Regions from separate parts of the Homo sapiens genome. Here region 2 is linked to region 1. Evidence: read pairs that join two places in POLR2A ChIA-PET (ENCODE). Cell type or tissue: K562. All regions are shown on one strand. Links, peaks and the distances in the headings refer to the core of each region. The heading gives the core; the rest is flanking DNA. Region 1 overlaps FAM178B (family with sequence similarity 178 member B). Region 2 overlaps CNNM4 (cyclin and CBS domain divalent metal cation transport mediator 4).

What was found. ChIA-PET counts read pairs that join two places held together with the same protein. Peaks named below come from ENCODE experiments on the same cell type or tissue, not always from the same donor. Only the 100,000 strongest peaks of a DNase experiment are listed, where the experiment ranks them.
Region 2: POLR2A ChIA-PET joins it to region 1 with 5 read pairs; 7 of 35 experiments call an interaction of 5 or more read pairs at or near these places.

The regions. Positions count from the first base shown.
Region 1 is chr2:96,875,353-96,878,076 of GRCh38, forward strand. It overlaps FAM178B (family with sequence similarity 178 member B), which reads right to left. Exons shown (of 17, transcript NM_001122646.3): 16 at 2,538-2,690; 17 at 533-956. The coding sequence ends at 924. Among named protein-coding and RNA genes, the nearest start is that of SEMA4C, 6.6 kb to the left of the region's middle. RefSeq lists enhancers at 1-448, 449-1,209. In K562, for the core only: no CTCF peak of the experiment used is centred there; DNase peaks (open chromatin) are centred at 262 and 1,295.
Region 2 is chr2:96,775,564-96,778,579 of GRCh38, forward strand. The region is part of intron 1 of CNNM4 (cyclin and CBS domain divalent metal cation transport mediator 4); the gene reads left to right. Among named protein-coding and RNA genes, the nearest start is that of CNNM4, 16 kb to the left of the region's middle. In K562, for the core only: no CTCF peak of the experiment used is centred there; no DNase peak of the experiment used is centred there.

The DNA of each region.
Region 1 (2,724 bases), core at 5-2,504:
AGATCTCCTGGAGCACAAAGGGACCACTCCCTTCTCAAGGGGTTCAGGTCAAAGATACCTAGGACCCTATTAGGGATCAGGTCCCATGAACTCATCTGGGGCAAGTCGGAGGAAAAGCAAAAGCAGCATCTGGAAGTGTCTTCTGAACTGCCCCCACTCCTGAGGCTGGGGAGTTGATTTCAGAGCTCAGCACTAAATGGAATTAAGTGTAATTACAGCCCTGATCCACATCTCACTCTGTGCGTCCTCCTCAGCAGGGGCGGGGAATGGGGAGTGGTCCCAGACTGGGTCCAAACAAACGTCCCATTCCTGGGTTTCTGACAGCTCTTGGGCCACAGTGGGCTGTAGGGAGCACTGCCCCTCCCCGGGGACTTGCAGACAGCCCTCTGCTACAGGCAGGACCTGGGCCTGGGCCCCAGTGCTGTAACTGTCGAGCTAAGAACCCAGCGAAACACAGGCAGAGGCATCAGGAGACTGGACGCTGGCATGAGCCCTCGGGACAGGGACTGAAGGAAGTGTTCTAAACCACTGATGCTGAAAGAAGACTTTAATGTGCACAAAGAAACCTCACATTAGTGACAGGGAGACAGAGGAAGGAGGGTGGGGAGGACTGAGGCCCAGGGAAACCAGAGCTATGGAGACAGAGGCCTTAGGGAAGAGGAGATGGCTGGGAGGAGGGCTGAGGGGTGGGCGAGGCAGAGAGGCCCATCCCTTGCTGAGAGGAGAGGGGGTCGGGGCGGTGGCAGAGGCAGGCTCTTGCAGAGAGGAGAGGGGTCGGGGCGGTGGCAGGGGCAGGCTCTTGCCTCATCAGGCTGGTCAGCATGTGGCCTCCTCTGGCCTTGATGCTTCGCTTCCTCCAGTTCCCTGAGCCTGTTCACTTCCTGCTGAAGCCAGGAGCCCTGGGCTGCCCTGACCCTGTCCCTTTAGATGTCTTTCCAGGGGCTGAAATACTGGGCCTGCGGCGAGGAGAAAAGCAGGCTGTGAGGGCCTGGGCCCAGGTGCTGCCCACTGCCCTGCAGCTCCCCGGGCTGGCGGTGTCCATTCAGCACCCATCGCAGGCTCATGCCAGGGGCCGAGTGAGCAGGATGCCTGGGTTCACACTACTGGCGAGGACACAGCGGTCATCAGGCTACGTGACCGTATAAGTGGTCTCCCAGGGCCCCTCTACCAGGCCCTGAATCACTTTTCCTTCTTCTCGTGACAAGCACACTGCTCCCACCAGAGGCTGGTGAGATCTAGTTCCTTGGGGAGTGAGGGTGAGGTTTGTTCTCCAGCCTTCTCAGAGACTTGGCGAAATCTGAGACCCAAACCACAGCCTGTGGCCAGTGTGTCAGACCTAAGTCAGAGGTTATAGGGGAAGGACAAAAGAGGAGTCAAGAAGAGGCAGGCTAGGAGAGGAGGGGCACTGGTGGTGGGGTGGGGGGTGGTCCTCACCAGGTCCTGTGCCCCTCCATAGAGGACTGGGGGCTCAGGAAGGGAGGAGACCCCGAGCCAGCCCAGCAGGGTGCTGTTTGTTGGAGAGATGGGGCCGGAAGGGAGGGCACCAGCACAGGGGCTGAAGTTGGTTAGGTCAGAGGCTTGGGAGTCAGGCTGGCTCATGCCCTGATTCTGACATTCACACAAGCTGCCTGCGTGATGGGGGGCAAGCCACCGAGCCTCTCAGGGCCTCTGGTTAGTCTGCTCATCTGTAAAATGGGCTCCTGACAACACCTGCCTCATGGGGGTTGTGTGGGTTCTTGAGAAACGGATCTTCATTCAAGAAACACTAGCTGTGACTATCACACCTACAGGCTCTGAGAAAACTCGGCGGGGGTAGGGGGTGTAGTGGAGAGGACCAGGGCAGCCTGGGAGCCTTCCTCCTAACACAGCAGGAGACCAGCTTCAGGCCCACAGCACAAGTGAACAGCTGGGGCCCCTTCCTGGCACTGCTCATGAAAGACTGGCACTCTGGGTCCAGACTTTTCCCTCTCCAGGGTGACTTTTCTTTGCATTTCCTGAGGACTGCGCTTCTCTGTGTCCCCTTCCCTCCGCACCCACCCTGGGCACTGGATTTTTTTTTTTTTTTTTTGAGATGGAGTCTTGCCCTGTCGCCCAGGCTGGCGTGCAATGGCACGATCTGGGCTTACTGCAACCTCCGCCTCCTGGGTTCAAGGGATTCTCCTGCCTCAGCCTCCAGAGTAGCTGGGATTACAGGCGCACACCACCGCGCCCGGCTAATTTTTTTAATCTTTGGTAGAGACGGGTTTCACCATGTTGGCCAGGCTGGTCTCCTGACCTTGTGATCCGCCCGCCTCAGTCTCCCAAAGTGCTGGGATTACAGGCGTGAGCTACCACGCCCAGCCTTTGGCACTGGATTCTTGATAAGAATGATGAAGGCCCCTCAAGGCGTCCCCACCCTTCCCCCACATGCCCACTCCACCCATATCCCTGCCAGGAGCTCAGCAGCTGCAGCGGGGGTGGATGTGCTGGTGGCTCTGGCCAGCCCTGCCTGACCACTTCCCGCCCCTCCCAGGTCTGGGGGCTAGAGGGGGCACCACCTGGGGCTGGCAGTGGGTCAGCAGCTCCTGCCAACGGATGTAGGTCTGGGTAGCCAGGTCCTTGAGCATGGTGCGGTGCATGGCCTGGGGGCTCTCCCGGATCTGCGTGCTGATGTGGCGGTCCAACTGCATGCACAGCAGCTGCAGCTCGCCCTGTGGAGGCGGAGGGAGGCCAAGAAGCGGGTGT
Region 2 (3,016 bases), core at 200-2,699, 100 kb before region 1:
ACGGAATTGCTAAGGCACAGGGATGGTAGAGATGAGAGTTTTACAAAGTGCTTGTATCAGTGTTCACTCCTATCCCTACCAACTCTGGTATTGTTAAGTATGTGTATGTGTGTTTAATGTTTGCCATTAAGGTGTGTGCATGGTTGTGTCTCACTGTGTTTTGTTTTTGTTTTGTTTTTGTTTTTGTTTTGTCTCTCTGTCATCCAGGCTGGAGTATAGTAGCATGATCACAGCTCACTGCAGCCCCCACCTCCCAGGCTCAAGCAGTCCTCCCACCTCAGCCTCCCAAGTAGCTGGGACCACAGGTGTGGGCCACCACGCCTGGCTAATTTTTAAATTTGTATAGAGAATGTGGTCTTGCATTGTTGTCCAGGCTGGTCTCGAACTCCTGGCCTCAAACCATCTTCCCTCCTCGGCCTCCTAAAGTGCTGGGATTACAGGCCAGAGCCACTGTGCCATTGTGGTTTTTTTTTTTTTTTTTTTGAGGTGGAGTCTCGCTCTGTTGCCCAGGCTGGAGTGCAGTGGCGTGATCTCAGCTCACCACAACCTCCACCTCCCGGGTTCAAGTGATTCCTCCGCCTCAGCCTCCCAAGTAGCTGGGACCACAGGCCGCACACCACCACGCCTGGCTAATTTTTTATATTTTAGTAGAGACGGGCTTTCACCGTGTTGATCAGGATGGTCTCGATCTCCTGACCTCATGATCCACCTGCCTCGGCCTCCGAAAGTGCTGGGATTACAGGCGTGAGCCACTGCACCCGGCCGCCATTGTGTTTTTTTTTAATTTACTTTTATTGATACATAATAGCTATTTTCACAGTACATGTGATAATTTGATAGATTCATGTAATCAAATCAGGGTAATTGGGATATTCATCACCTTGAATAGTTATGTGTTCTTTATGCTTGGAACATTTGAATTATTCTCTCCTAGTTATTTTGAAATGTAAAATTGACTAATGTTAACCATTATCACCTACTGATCTATGGAGCACCAGGTCTTATTTCTTCTAAGTGTATATTTGTACCCATTAATAAACCTCTTTTCATCCCCCTCATTGTGGTTTTGAGATGGAGTCTCGCTCTCTCGCCCAGCCTGGAGTGCGGTGATGCATCTCGGCTCACTGCAACCTCTGCCTCATGGGTTTAAGCAATTCTCCTGCCTTAGCCTCCTGAGTAGCTGGGATTACAGGCATGAGCCACCATACCAGGCTAATTTTTTTGTATTTTTAGTAGAGATGGGGTTTCACCATATTGGCCAGGCTGGTCTCCAACTCCTGACCTTGTGATCCCCTTGCCTTGGCCTCCCAAAGTGCTGGGATTACAGGCGTGAGCCACTGCGCCCCACCTCATTGTGGTTTTAATTTAGATTTCCCTAGTGAATTATGATATTGAGCACATTTTTATATGCTTATTGTCCATTTGACTATTCTTTTTATTTGTGTCTTAACTGTTTTCTTTTTTTTTTGTTTTTGAGACGGAGTCTCACTCTTGTTGCCCCGGCTGGAGTGTAATGGCGCAATCTCAGCTCACTGCAACCCCCGCCTCCTGGGTTCAGGCAATTCTCCTGCCTCAGCCTCCCGAGTAGCTGGGACTACAGGAGCGCGCCACCACACCCAGCTAATGTTTGTATTTTTAGTAGAAACAGGGTTTCACCACGTTGGCCAGGATGGTCTCAATCTCTTGATCTTGTGATCTGCCCGCCTCGGCCTCCCAAAGTGCTGGGATTACAGGCGTGAGCCACTGCGCCCGGCCTGTTGCCTGTTTTCTAGGAGGTTTGCCTTGCCTTTTTATTTCTTTTTTGAGATACAGTCTCTCTGTCACGTAGGCTGGATGCAGTGATGCAATCATGGCTCACTATAGCTTCAACTTCCCAGGCTCAAGCAATATATTCCACTTTACAACCTCCTGAGTAGCTGGGACCACAGCTGTGCGCCACCACACCTGGCTACTTTGAGACAGAGTCTTGCTTTATTGCTCAGTCTGGAGTGTAGTGGCACGATCTTGGCTCACTGCAACCTCCACCTCCTGGGTTCAAGTGATTCTCCTGCCTTAGCCTCCTGAGTAGCTAGGATTACAAGCGTGTGCCACCACACCCGGCTAATTTTTTATATTTTTGGTAGAGATGGGGTTTCACTGTGTTGGCCAGGCTGGTCTTGAACTCCTGACCTCAGGTGATTCACCTGCCTTGGCCTCCCAAAGTGCTGGGATTACAGGAGTGAGCCACCACGCCTGGCCAACTTTGTGTATTTTTTGTAGAGAGAGGGTTTTCCCTGTGTTGCCTTGGCTGGTCTTGAACTCTCTGCCTTTTTTTTTTTTCTGAAACAGGATCTTGCTTTGTCACCCAGGCTGGAGCACAGTAGTGCGATCTTGGCTCACTGAAGCCTCGACTTCCTGGGCTCAAGAAATCCTCCCACCTCAGCCCGCCAAGTAGCTGGGATCACAGGCACATGCTACCATGACTGGCTAATTTTTGTATATTTTGTAGAGGTGGGGTTTCACCATGTTGCCCAGGCTGGTCTTGAACTCTTGAACTCAAGTGATCTGCCCACCTTGCCCTCCCAAAGTGCTGGGATTACAGGTGTGAGCCACCGTGCCTTACCCTCTCTGCCTTTTTCTTAACCATGTTTAGGAGTTATTTATATATTATTTATTCTATATATTCTTTATATAGTTATGTATATCTGGACCCTTTAAAAATTTATTCCTAGGGGCCAGGTGCAGTGGCTCACGCCTGTAATCCCAGCACTTTTGGAGGCCGAGGCAGGCAGATCACAAGGTCAGGAGTTCAAGACCAGCCTGGCCAAGATGGTGAAACCTTGTCTCTACTAAAAATACAAAAAAATTAGCTGGGCATGGTGGCGGGCACCTGTAATCCCAGCTACTCCGGAGTCTGAGACAGAGAATTGCTTGAACCCGGGAGGTGGAGGTTGCAGTGAGTCGAGATGGCACCACTGCACTCCAGCCTGGGCGACAGAGCAAGACTCTGTCTCAAAAAAAAAAAAAAAATTATTTC